Regions from separate parts of the Homo sapiens genome. Here region 2 is linked to region 1. Evidence: read pairs that join two places in POLR2A ChIA-PET (ENCODE). Cell type or tissue: GM12878. All regions are shown on one strand. Links, peaks and the distances in the headings refer to the core of each region. The heading gives the core; the rest is flanking DNA.

Region 1 (2,500 bases), core at 1-2,500:
AGTACCAGACGGTTCTGTGGAGTCCTGGGGAATGGAGAGAGCACAGTCTGACGCCCTGCCAAGTAGCCAGGAGTTGACTTGCCCATGGTCCGCTGGCTTTCCCACCACTTCCTACAGGATGGGATCTAAGAGACTCAGTAGCTGGGTTTCTTTCAGCACGCTGTACTGTCCCAAGTAGCAAACAAATCACTCTGTAGCCAGATTTCTGAATGGAAATGAGAAATTGAATTCTCCATGGACTTTTAGGTTTATGGGGGAGTTTTGGTTGTGTTTCCTGGTTTTATTTCAGCCAAACATGTCTGCTTTTGATTTTTTTTTTTTTTAAATTATAAGTGGTCTATATATATGTTCACCTTGTAAATGTCAGTGTTTAAAAAGAGTAAGCATTTATGTGTTTCCATAACTGACATCTGATACAGACCTCATTCTCTCCCCCTCTTCTACCCTCCTCTTTTCCCTCTTTTCATACTCTTGTATTGGTTCTAATAAATGGTTGCTTTTCAAAAAAAAAAAAAAAGTATGTTTTCATGTTGAGGAAGCATAGAAGGGCGCGAGTGGCTGTGAAGGCTATGGTGTGTGTGCCCACAGGCGTCTGCTAAACATGTGTCTGGAGACAGCTCTCAACTGTCAGCCTGCGGTTCTCTGTAAAATGGAAGTCAGTTACTTTGTTAAAAGTTATAATAAGGCCAGGCACGGTGGTTCACGCCTGTAATCCCAGCACTTTGGGAGACCAAGGCGGGCGGATCACCTGAGGTCAGAAGTTCGAGACCAGCTTGACCAGCACGGAGGAACCCGGTCTCTACTAAAAATACAAAAATTAGCCAGGTGTGGTGGCGGTCACCTGTAATCCCAGCTACTTGGGAGGCTGAGGCAGGAGAATCACTTGAACCCAGGAGACGAAGGTTGCAGTGAGCCAAGATTGTGCCACTGCACTCCAGCCTGGATGACAGAGCCAGACTATGTCTCAAAAAAAAAAAAGTTATAATTAATACACATGATGGAGACAAACAGCTATGTAAATGCTTTTATTTTTCAAAGAAAAAATACAGGTGGCCAGGCGAAGTTTCTCACGCCTGTAATGCCAGCACTTTGGGAGGCTGAGGCGGGTGGATCGCCTAAGGTCAGGAGTTTGAGACCAGCCAGGCTAACATGGTGAAACCTCATCTCTACTAAAAATACAAAAATTAGCCGGATGAGGTGGTGCATGCCTGTAGTCCCAGCTACTCGGGAGGCTGAGGCAGGAGAATCGCTTGAGCCTGGGAGGCGGAGGATGTAATGAGGCAAGATCACGCCATTGCACTCCAGCCTGGGTGACAGAGTGAGACTCCGTCTTAAAAAAACAAACAAACAAACAGGTTTTGTTTTTTTTCCTCAAAGCAGCACTTCTCAAACTTTTTGGTCTCTAGATCCCTTTATATATAAAAATTATTGAGGAACCAAAAAGCGTTTGATTAAGTAGGCTTTTATCCCTATATTCTGTGTTAGAATTAAAACTGAGAAATTTTAAAAATAGGCCAGTCACAGTGGTCCTTACCTGTAATCCCAGCACTTTGGGAAGCTGAGGCAGGAGGATCACTTGAGCCCAGGAGTTTGAGGCTGTAGTGGGCCATGATCGTGCTACTGCACTCTAGCCTGCTTGACAGAGTGAGACCCTGTCTCCAAAAAAAAAAAAGTGTTCATTCATTTGAAATTTGTGAAATTGTTTAATTAAATTAATTAATTAATTAATTTTGAGACAGAGTCTTGCTCTGTTGACCAGGCTGGAGTGCAGTGGCCTGATCTTGGCTCACTGCAACCTCTGCCTTCTGGGTTCAAGCAATTCTTCTGCCTCAGCCTCCCGAGTAGCTGGGTTACAGGTGCACGCCATCATGCCCGGCTAATTTTTGTATTTTTAGTAGAGACGGGATTTCACCATATTGGTCAGGCTGGTCTCAAACTCCTGACCTCAGGTGATCCACCCGCCTCGGCCTCCCAAAGTTCTGGGATTACGAGCGTGAGCCACCTCGCCTGGCCAACGTAACTATTTTATAAAACAAAACATTTCTATTGAGAAGAACAGCATTGCGTCAGTGTTTCTGCAGATCTCCTGGGTGTCTGACTGAATAGAGGATACCTGGATTCTCGGTTGTTGCAGTATCTCTTTCGCTCAGCCCCTGGGAAAGTCCACTGTACCCTCATGAGAGAATGACAGAAGAAACTGTGTTATGGAAGCTTTTCAACCTCACAGATTCTCTGAAAAGGGCCTCAGGCACCCTAGGATATCCTGGTCCACACTCTCTCCTAAAGCGATTTACCAGTGTTTTCCAGAATATGGTAAAAATGACAAAAAACATAGTGAAGGGCAAAACTAGGTATGTGCCTTTTATCATCATGGTACCTGAGTCTGAAAAGCAGCAATGAATTATGTCACAATTTTAGCAAAGTTTGCTGGCCTTGATGGTCTTGCCTTCTTTGTTTACTCATTAATGCCTTTGCCTTCAAAGTGAAAGATTATGGCCGG
Region 2 (9,172 bases), core at 3,758-6,257, 300 kb before region 1:
AAGGACACACGGCACTTTAGTCACTCCCTTGACCCCTCGACCCAGCACAGCTGGCTGCAGAACAGGAAGAGGAAGGGGGATGAGAAGAACCGGGTGAGAGAGAGCTGAAAGGGAGAACGGAAAAGAGGGGTTAAAGGAGTAGGTAAGGGAAGGAGCACTTAATTTAGGTCATTCTTTTGCCTAGCAAAATGTGAGAGGGAAGTGAAAGATTGAGAAGAAGGGTAGCAAAAAGGGAGAAAATGATTGCGCAGGTGGCTGAGTTGCAAGTAGTTTTAGTAGAATTGTCCACAGCTGTGATCACTCTGGTGCAATGTGGCATGCATCACGTCCTGCCAGTCTGTGGAAATCAGGGCAGTAGCAAGGTGCCGAGACTGCAGTGTTGGGGATCTAAAGAAGACCCTGCCCCTGAGGAAGACAGTTGGCTTGGAGCCATCCAGTTCCTGGACATGCAGGATGAGCCGCTAGTCCACATTAAGCTCCCCACCAAGGGGTCTTATCCTCACTACTCCCTTTCTGTCTGAATTTGGGGAGACCATGGTACCACCCCAATAGATCAGAGCTGAATAAATTCAAAGCAAATGACAATCCCTGCCATGCTGCTGCTTCTCTCAAACCCCAGCAGCCAAACAGATAAAGGACTTTGTATGAAGAGGGAGCAGCAGACTGCTGTATGGGTGGCAGGGATGATGTGATGGGATTGGTGTGTTCTCTGCCCAGTCAGATCCATTTTCAATTCTCAATAATAGCAAGTAGCAATAAAATATTCTCTTAGACCATCACATCGAGGTTGCGTACTTCCTTGGACATGCAAGACCCGGCAGATTGTAAAGCGAGCCACGGTATTTAGGAGCCAGGACCCACATGCCAATGTCATCACCTCTCCTGCCTCTCACCCCACCTCCTTTCCAGAGCCATTGAATTTAGAGCAGTGTTGCCCTCTGCTCTCTGCACCAAATGCAACTGGCATACAGCTGCAGATATGGCTGCCATGCCCCATCCATCCTACAGGTGCCCATTGTCAAGTGAAGAAATGCCTGACTTTGGAGTGACAGCGTCAGAGTGTGTGGAAAGAATCCTCCTATCCCCAAACCACCCGAGAATTACATAGCTGTGCCCCATCATGCTGGCTAAGAACCTCTGCCCTCCTGCCCCCGCCTCTGCCTGCACCTGCATGACTTGCAGCTTAGCAAGCCTCTGAGCGATGACACAGCTTTGACCGACGGGGGCCGCCACTGCCTGCCCGTTGGTGGGCACAGCCAGGAAGACTCCTTCAAGGAGCACACGCTCATTTCATCCATCTCCTGGAAGCAGCTTGCCCATGTCCCTCAGGACCCAGCCCCTGCCTGCCTTCCTGGCCTCATTTCTCACTCCTAGTCTCCTCCTCATACCCACAGCTGCAGTCATAAAGCCCACCCTGCCACTGTCCTGGCCCACTCTGCCCTCTCTCAACCTGGGACTTTAAGCAAATGACTCCTTCTTCTTGGAAGCCCCTCTCTGCTTCCTGGACAGGCTGACCCCTTTTAACCCTCCAGAGTTTAGCTCAATTATCACCCCTTCTGGGAAGATTTTCCTAAATCTCTCCTTGCCTCTGTCAGGTGGGTGACGAGCTACTTGTCTATCTTCCTGTGGCACCCTGTACTTACCTGCATTGCAGCCTGCTCACCGTCTGCTTACGGAAGCAAATCCCACACCAAACTATTAACTCCTGCAGGGCTTTGCTGCGCATTTTATTTCTAACTCCTTACCTAGCTAGGCAGTGAATATTTCTTGAATGAATGATCAGGATCCCTTGGCCTCGTGAGTAACCAGGTCTCCACTAGCGAGGTAAAATAAAGAAGTAAGGCTGTGATCTCAACCTTCCAGGCCAGTCACCTGTCTTATCAAGCACATCTGCGTCCTGGAGTGTTGACTCCTGCACCCGCACTCTAGGCCCTCCCTTGGCCTCCCCCACCCAGTCCTTATTCCCACCTCTGCCACCCTGTACCCTGAGGCTCCCCTTGGGCACTCTGTGGCTAAGAAAACAAAAGTGTCTCTCTGGTTTACCAAAGAGAACGTGCTATATCCTTGGATAAGGCCTTCCTTTCCCCCCTTCTCTTCCTGAGTTAGGAGAACCTGGGCTGCACCCTTTCCAACTGCTGGATCAGCCTCTGCCCGCCTCCCACCCCAGCCCCCACCTGAATGGGAGAGGAAACACAAAACCTCAGAGAGGGTCTGGAGGCAAGAAGCAAATTGAGTTTGAAAAACGGGACTTGGCTGGGTGCGGTGGCTCACACCTGTAATCCCAGCACTGTGGGAGGCCGAGGCAGGCGGATCGTTAGGTCAGGAGATTGAGACCATCCTGGCTAACATGGTGAAACCCCGTCTCTACTAAAAATACAAAAATTTAGCTGGGCGTGGTGGCGGGCGCCTGTAGGCTACTCAGGAGGCTGAGGCAGGAGAATGGCGTGAACCCAGGAGGCGGAGCTTGCAATGAGCCGAGATTGCGCCACTGCACTCCAGCCTGGGCAACAGAGCGAGACTCTGTCGAAAGAAAAAAAGAAAGAGAGAGGGAGGGAGGGAGGGAGGGAAGGAAAGAAGGAAGGAAGGAAGGAAGAAGGAAGGAAGGAAGGAAGGAAGGAAGGAAGGAAGGAAGGAAGGAAGGAAGGCAGGCAGGCAGGCAGGCAGGCAGGCAGACAGACGGGACTTGTACAAGCAAAATAGGCTGAGAATATCAACATTCAGTTAGGAAAGCAGAGGGGAGATGTGATTGGACGCTGCCGTCCTAGAGGCCTCGTTCAGGCAGGTTGGGAACGTACAGCTGGAAGAAAACGTTAGTCAGATATTAGCAGGAACCATCTTGATTTACTCAGTGTTTTAACAGATTTCCACTGTGGGGATTGTCTCCTTGGAATCAGAGTTGGGAGTGAGTGTGAGACCCCTGGAATCCCTTTCTGCCCTGGAATTCTATGCTCTAGGCCAGCGGTGGCCTTCCTGGGACCCAAGTTCCGTTAAAGCTATTTTCATCAGCAGTAAATTAGCTAGTCTGGGAGGATGGGAAAGTAGTGCTTCTAAAGGAGGCAATTCACTAGGTCAGGATGCCCTGGGGCAACAGTGGAGCAGCTTTGGATCCCAGAACAACAGCCTCCAGTGTTCAGGATGCGGTAGGTTAAGTGGGGAATCTCCACAGAGCCTGACCCATCCTCAGAGCGGGCAATACCAGGACCCCCGGATAAAACCGCAGAGACTTCCGAACTCCCTGGGGCTAACAGCTCACCATTTGTAACACTAGCTATTCAAGGAATGAAGCTTATGGTGCAGGCTTAATCTTAACAATAATCCTGGCTATTGCCATTAGACTGAAGCTCAGAAAAGTTAAGAAATTTGCCTGACACTACAAGCTAGTAAATGGCAGGGCCAGATCCTAACCCAGAAATGGGACATCAATTCGGCTATACCACATCACCCCAACTCCCAGTGCTCCTCCCAGAGGAACCGATTCAGTGAGTTGGCCGGTGGCAGGGATGGTCTAGCCTAAGCTCCACAATTCCCTCCCCAGAATAAAAGGGAAGACCGAGATCTCAGTGCCTATCAGATTTATGTTGGTGGCACACGAGCGCTGCCTCTGAAGACAAACATATGTGAAGCTCCCGGTGTCCTTTTTCCTGGCTGGGCCAGGTTCTTTCAGCAAGCAAGAACTCACTGGGCTGTGCAGAAAAAGCAGGGTTGGAGGGGAGAGTCGAGCTAAAGAGGCGTCTGAAGTAGTGGAGAGAGCCCTAGGCTGGGTCAGAATGTCTAGGTTCTTTTTCCGGTTAGTGCAGAACAAGTTACTTCCTCTCCAATCCCCAGAATCTTTATCAAGGAAAAGGGTGTGGGGTGGTGAAGAACAGAGGTATTAGCATAAGGAAATGCCCACTATACTGACCTTGCTGGGTTATAAGGATAAAATGCAATCATTACTGTGAAAGAACATTGACTAATATGAAGTGCTGTATGTAGTCATGTTTTATAAAATCCTTAAGCTCTTGTATCATTGACTCTCCAGCTCAGTGTGTTTCATAGCGAGGTGCTGGCGCTCAAATGGCCCAGCCTAAGCATTGCAATGCCCTAGGGTTCTCTGTGATCTGTTGATCATATCATCCAACCACATCAAAATCTTGACAAGATCAGTCCTGCCTGGCTGTCCACTCTTGAACTCTAGACTCCTGATATTAACCTCAGTCCCACTTTTCTAAACAAGTTGGCCAGGCACGGTGGCTCACGCCCGTAATCCCAACACTTTGGGAGGCCAAGGCGGGTGGATCACCTGAGGTCAGGAGTTTGAGACCAGCCTGGCCAATATGGTGAAACCCGTCTCTACTGAAAATACAACAATTATCCGGACGTGGTGGTAGACGTCTGTAATCCCAGCTACTTGGGAGGCTGAGGCAGGAGAATCGCTTGAACTTGGGAGGTGGAGGTTGCAGTCAGCCGAGATCACGCCATTGCACTCCAGCCTGGGCGACAAGAGTGAAACTCTGTCTCTAAATAAATAAATAAATAAAACAAGTCAAGTTCTTTCTCATCACTGGACTTTGCAAATTCCAAGTCCATAATTCAGAATACTTGGTCTGATCATCCCTACCCCACATCTAAGGTCAGCATGTCAGCATTCAAAAAGCAGAGACCAGCAGGCATGGTGGCTCACGCCTGTAATCCCAGCACTTTCAGAGGCCAAGGCAGGTGGGACACTTGAGCCCAGGAGTTCAAGACCAGCCTGGGAAACATGGCAGAACTCTGTCTCTACCAAAAAGAATACAAAAATTAGCTGGGCCTGGTAGCAGGCACCTGTAGTCCCAGCTACTCAAGAGACTGAGGTGGGAGGATCACTTGAGCCCAGGAGATGGAGGCTGTACCTATTATTGAACTACTGCACACTACTCCAGTCTGGGCAACAGAGTGAGACCCTGTCTCAAAAAAAAGAAAAAAAAAAAAAAAGCAGAGACTGTCTTGTTTGCATCATATATTGCAATATCAGTGCAGTGCAGAATGGGTGTCAGTAATTGCTTGATGAAATGTGAATTTCCCTTCGATTTCCCTTCCCACCTCTGCCTATTTTTTCCTTGCTACTGAGATGGTGATTGTTCTGACCTCATTCTATGGGGATGCCACAGAGATTAGCTCATTAAAAATGGTGAAGCTCTCCTGACACTTTGTGTTAATGTTTAACAAAAATAGCTGGGGGTGTAATGACTCAGGGAGACAACGAGAAACCCTTTGACTTTCTTAGACTGGCAGGACAACAAGTTACCCCCGTTCTCCTCCCACACACACTGGCTCTGTGGGAGCCCTGACCCTTGCCCTCAGTGCCTCCCACCCTGCCCTCTCCTCTGGGCAAGGCACGTTCCCAGCCTTAGCCTGGGAGGCTGAACCCCACCCACCGTCGCCTTGGACATGGCCTCTCCCTCTGGGAGATTCTTGCAACCATGAGATGGCTGGAGCTTTTGGAAGCATGGCAGAGTCTGGAGGCCACAGTCACCTGCTGCTGAGGTTCCCGTGCCCCTGCCCCTTTTCCAGATCAGACTACGGAGCTGGGGCACGTGAAGAAGGGCAGTTTACTTAGTTCTTCCCTAGGATGGAAAAAGGGAGGGGAATGGTCACTGGCAGTGAATAAATTAAAGACCCATGCCAGCTGGAGACCATTGGGGAAAAACAGCAAATCTGTGAATTATCCTGTTTACACCAGAAGTAAACTGATAGTTTGGACCTTTACCTAATAGATTGTGCTGAAATCACAGGCCATTCACGAGGACAAATGCATGGAGCTGTGCCTCTGCCCCTCCATATTCATTGAAGACTTTGGCACCACTTCATTCCAAGTCTTGCCATCATCGTGGGTAACTTCAATGTCCAAACAGACCAACTATTTACAAACTCAGAATCACAACCCATTAATGTGTCACGAAATTGATTTCGAGGACTGTGGCCAGCAATCTTTTTTTAAAGAAACAGAGTAGAAAGAAAATATTAGAGTACTTCACATGTAAGAAAGGTGGTTTGGGGGTAAAATATTTATTTTAATTATATGTATAATATAAAACATATGCCAATAATAGGTTATTTCCATGACATAATACCTTCATGTGTAATAGGTCATGGTGTAAACTACTTTTCTTGTTGTGGGCCATAATCAAAAGTCTAAAAGAGAAAGGAGTATATACAATGGAATGTTATTCAGCCTTACAAAGGAAGGAAATTCTGATACATGCTACAAAACAGTTGAACCTTGGGGACATTTGTGCTAAGTGAAATAAGCAAGTCACAAAAGGACGAATATTGTATGGTTCTACTTTTATGAGGTACTTAGAATGGTCAAATTGATAGAGACAGAAGTCTGGAGAATGGTGGTTGCCAGAAATCCGGAGAATGGTGGTTGCCATGGGCTGGCCAAGGTAGAGGGGGAGGGATGGGGAGTTGTTTAATGAGTACAGAGTTTCTGTTTTGCAAGATGGAAAGAGTTCTGTGGCTGGGTGGTGGTGATGGTGGTACAACCATGTGAATGTACTTAATGCCACTTAACACACTTAATGTTCTTCATACAATGTACTTAATACACTTAAAAATAGTTAAGATGGGGGGCCAGTCACGGTGGCTCATGCCTGTAATCCCAACACTTTGGGAGGCTGAGGCGGGCAGATCACGAAGTCAGGAGATCAAGACCATCCTGGCTAACACAGTAAAACCCCGTCTCTCCTAAAAATACAAAAAATTAGCCAGGCTTGGTGGCGGGTGCCTGTAGTCCCAGCTACACGGGAGGCTGAGGCAGGAGAATGGTGTGAACCTGGGAGACGGAGCTTGCAGTGAGCCAACATCACACCACTGCGCTCCAGCCTGGGTGACAGAGCAAGACTCTATCTCCAAAAAAAAAAAAAAGGTTAAGATGGTTAATTTTGTGTTACATATATTCTACCACATTTTTTTAAAGCCCTAGGAGAAACCTCCCACATCCTTGACCTCATGTCACATGACCTTCATCTCCACTCATTTTTCAGCTCCATTCTGAAGGCTACACCCTGGTCCCAGCCATCATCAGAAACTATTTTATCTTCCACTCTCTGATCTCAACATCCTATCTTTCCAACTTTCTCACTCCTTTTCTTCCTTCTGTAACAATGGTCCTATCTGCTTGCATCATTGAAACTCTTGACCAATCTACCGTCTCCTAGTCAGGCCACCTCCATTCCTCCCAAAATTGCTGCAACAGTCTTGCTGGTCTTCCTGACCAGCGTCCTGCCCACTCCAGTTCATCCTCAACATCGCATTAGGAGTGACATCTCTGACATTTCAATCCGATCTTAACACTCCCTATTTAAAACCTCTCAGAGGCTCTCTATTGACCTCAAGATAAAGTCCAAACTCCCTAACAAGGCAGACAAGCTGGGCGTGGGGTGGCTTCTGGTTGACATGCCTCCCTTCTCCCCTGTCCTCCTGCATGGGCAACGTGTAACCTTTAACTTTACCAGCAGGTCTTGCAGTGTACTGAGCTTTCACTTTGCTTCTGGGTGCTAGGGTCCTCCCCAACCCATTCCTTCTTCATTTGGCTAACTTCTATCACTCAAGCCTGGGTTGGCGAGCACTTCTAAGAAGTTTCCTTCTGTCCTCACCAGGCTGGATCTGGGGCCCCCAGGTGAGGTCCTGCAGCACCTATGCCTGGCCAGATCAGAGGGCTCACCGCTCTGCACTGTAATGACCTGTTTCCTTCTCTCTCCACCCTGACCAGACTGTCATCTGCCTTCCCACATAGCCAGGCACTGTGTGAGATTCATCGTGGCATCGCCATGCCTGTTACAGTGCCTACCACAGAGTAGACATTCTCTGAGAGGCAAGTGGGTGGGTGGACAGGAGGTTGTTCGAATGCGTGGACTACACAGGTTTTGAAATTCAAACCTGGGAATCAAGTTCCATCAAGAATTTTTAGCTGGAAACACATTTGATCAAGGATGGTTTATCCAAATTAAGAATAGTTTCTGTCTTTGTATAGCACTCAACAGTTTATGGCCCGCTGTCATATTTGTGATGCTGTTTAACACACTTAATGACCTGTGAGTTAAGAAGGAAAGCTATCATCATTACCACATTGTAAATGAGGCCCCTATGTTCACCCAAGGTCAGAGAGTTAGTGAATGTCAGAGCCAGGACACATGCTCAACATCTTCCTTCCACTTGCTCTACCCTCTACCCCACTGCATTTAACTTTTAGGAATAAAAACAATCAGAATAGCTAATCCTAATATCAGAACCTTTCAGAAAACAGGGAATATATATTTTCTGGCTTCTGTGGGGTTCTACCAAGGTCCTAGTTCTCAGGTACTTAGAAAATATTAACTAGCTCCACTGCAGCAAAGCTATCATTGATGTGCCTTGCTTTTTCACATTTTTTAGAAAAAGAAACAAAAACAAGTACCCCGAAAGATCAGTGTCTAACAACATATGGAAATAATGCCTTATATCCACCCTACATCTCTGCAGTTGCAAATCAAGCCCAATTTCTTTTATTTGGTTTTCAGTAGAGAGAAATAAATAAAGCAGGAATATCATTTCTATCCCATCTACATCCAAAAAGGCATAAAAGAGAAGAGTTTATCACTATTCCTCATATAAATAACCTCTTCCATCTGCCTGCTGTAGTCTAATTTAAGTAGTCCTAATTGTATTCGCATAGGACCTATTTTCCAAGTATTCATTTTATTTGTTCTTATATGGACTGTATCCAATTGTTCCCAGTCTCTTTTACCTTTAAAGCCAAAACTGGACATGAGTCACCAGTAAGTTTCTAGTTAAAGCCAAGAACAGTGAGAGGATGACGTCATGGGCCTTGAGCCTTGCTCATGATGCTCATTTGAGTGTGTCTCAGGCATATGCAACTACACTGTGTGTCCCCAGAACAAGGCGAGCACTGTGGGGGCTCAGGGCTGCTGCTTCTGCCCAGGGGGAAGTACAGAAAGAGCATCTAGACTACAAAAAGCTCTTCCTCTTTCTCCACATATGCACCCCATAGTCACTTTGGTCTCTATCTGGATCCGTTAAGCACCCATAACCACCTTTTGCAAAAGTGAACCTAGGCTGGGAGAGGTGGTTCGTGCTTGTAATCCCAGCACTTTGAAAGGCCAAGGCAGGAGGATCACTTGAGGCCAGGAGTTCAAGACCAGCCTGGGCA

The links. Peaks named below come from ENCODE experiments on the same cell type or tissue, not always from the same donor. Only the 100,000 strongest peaks of a DNase experiment are listed, where the experiment ranks them.
Region 2: POLR2A ChIA-PET joins it to region 1 with 12 read pairs; 9 of 35 experiments call an interaction of 5 or more read pairs at or near these places.

Annotation. Positions count from the first base shown.
Region 1 is chr22:17,761,728-17,764,227 of GRCh38, reverse strand. All of the region lies in intron 1 of BID (BH3 interacting domain death agonist), which reads left to right. MIR3198-1 (microRNA 3198-1) reads left to right here; the gene lies at 1-48. Among named protein-coding and RNA genes, the nearest start is that of MIR3198-1, 1.3 kb to the left of the region's middle. In GM12878, for the core only: no CTCF peak of the experiment used is centred there; no DNase peak of the experiment used is centred there.
Region 2 is chr22:18,057,483-18,066,654 of GRCh38, reverse strand. The region is part of intron 1 of LOC105372853 (a long non-coding RNA gene); the gene reads right to left. Among named protein-coding and RNA genes, the nearest start is that of PEX26, 16 kb to the left of the region's middle. RefSeq lists a silencer at 1,131-1,220 and an enhancer at 4,918-5,418. In GM12878, for the core only: no CTCF peak of the experiment used is centred there; a DNase peak (open chromatin) is centred at 5,159.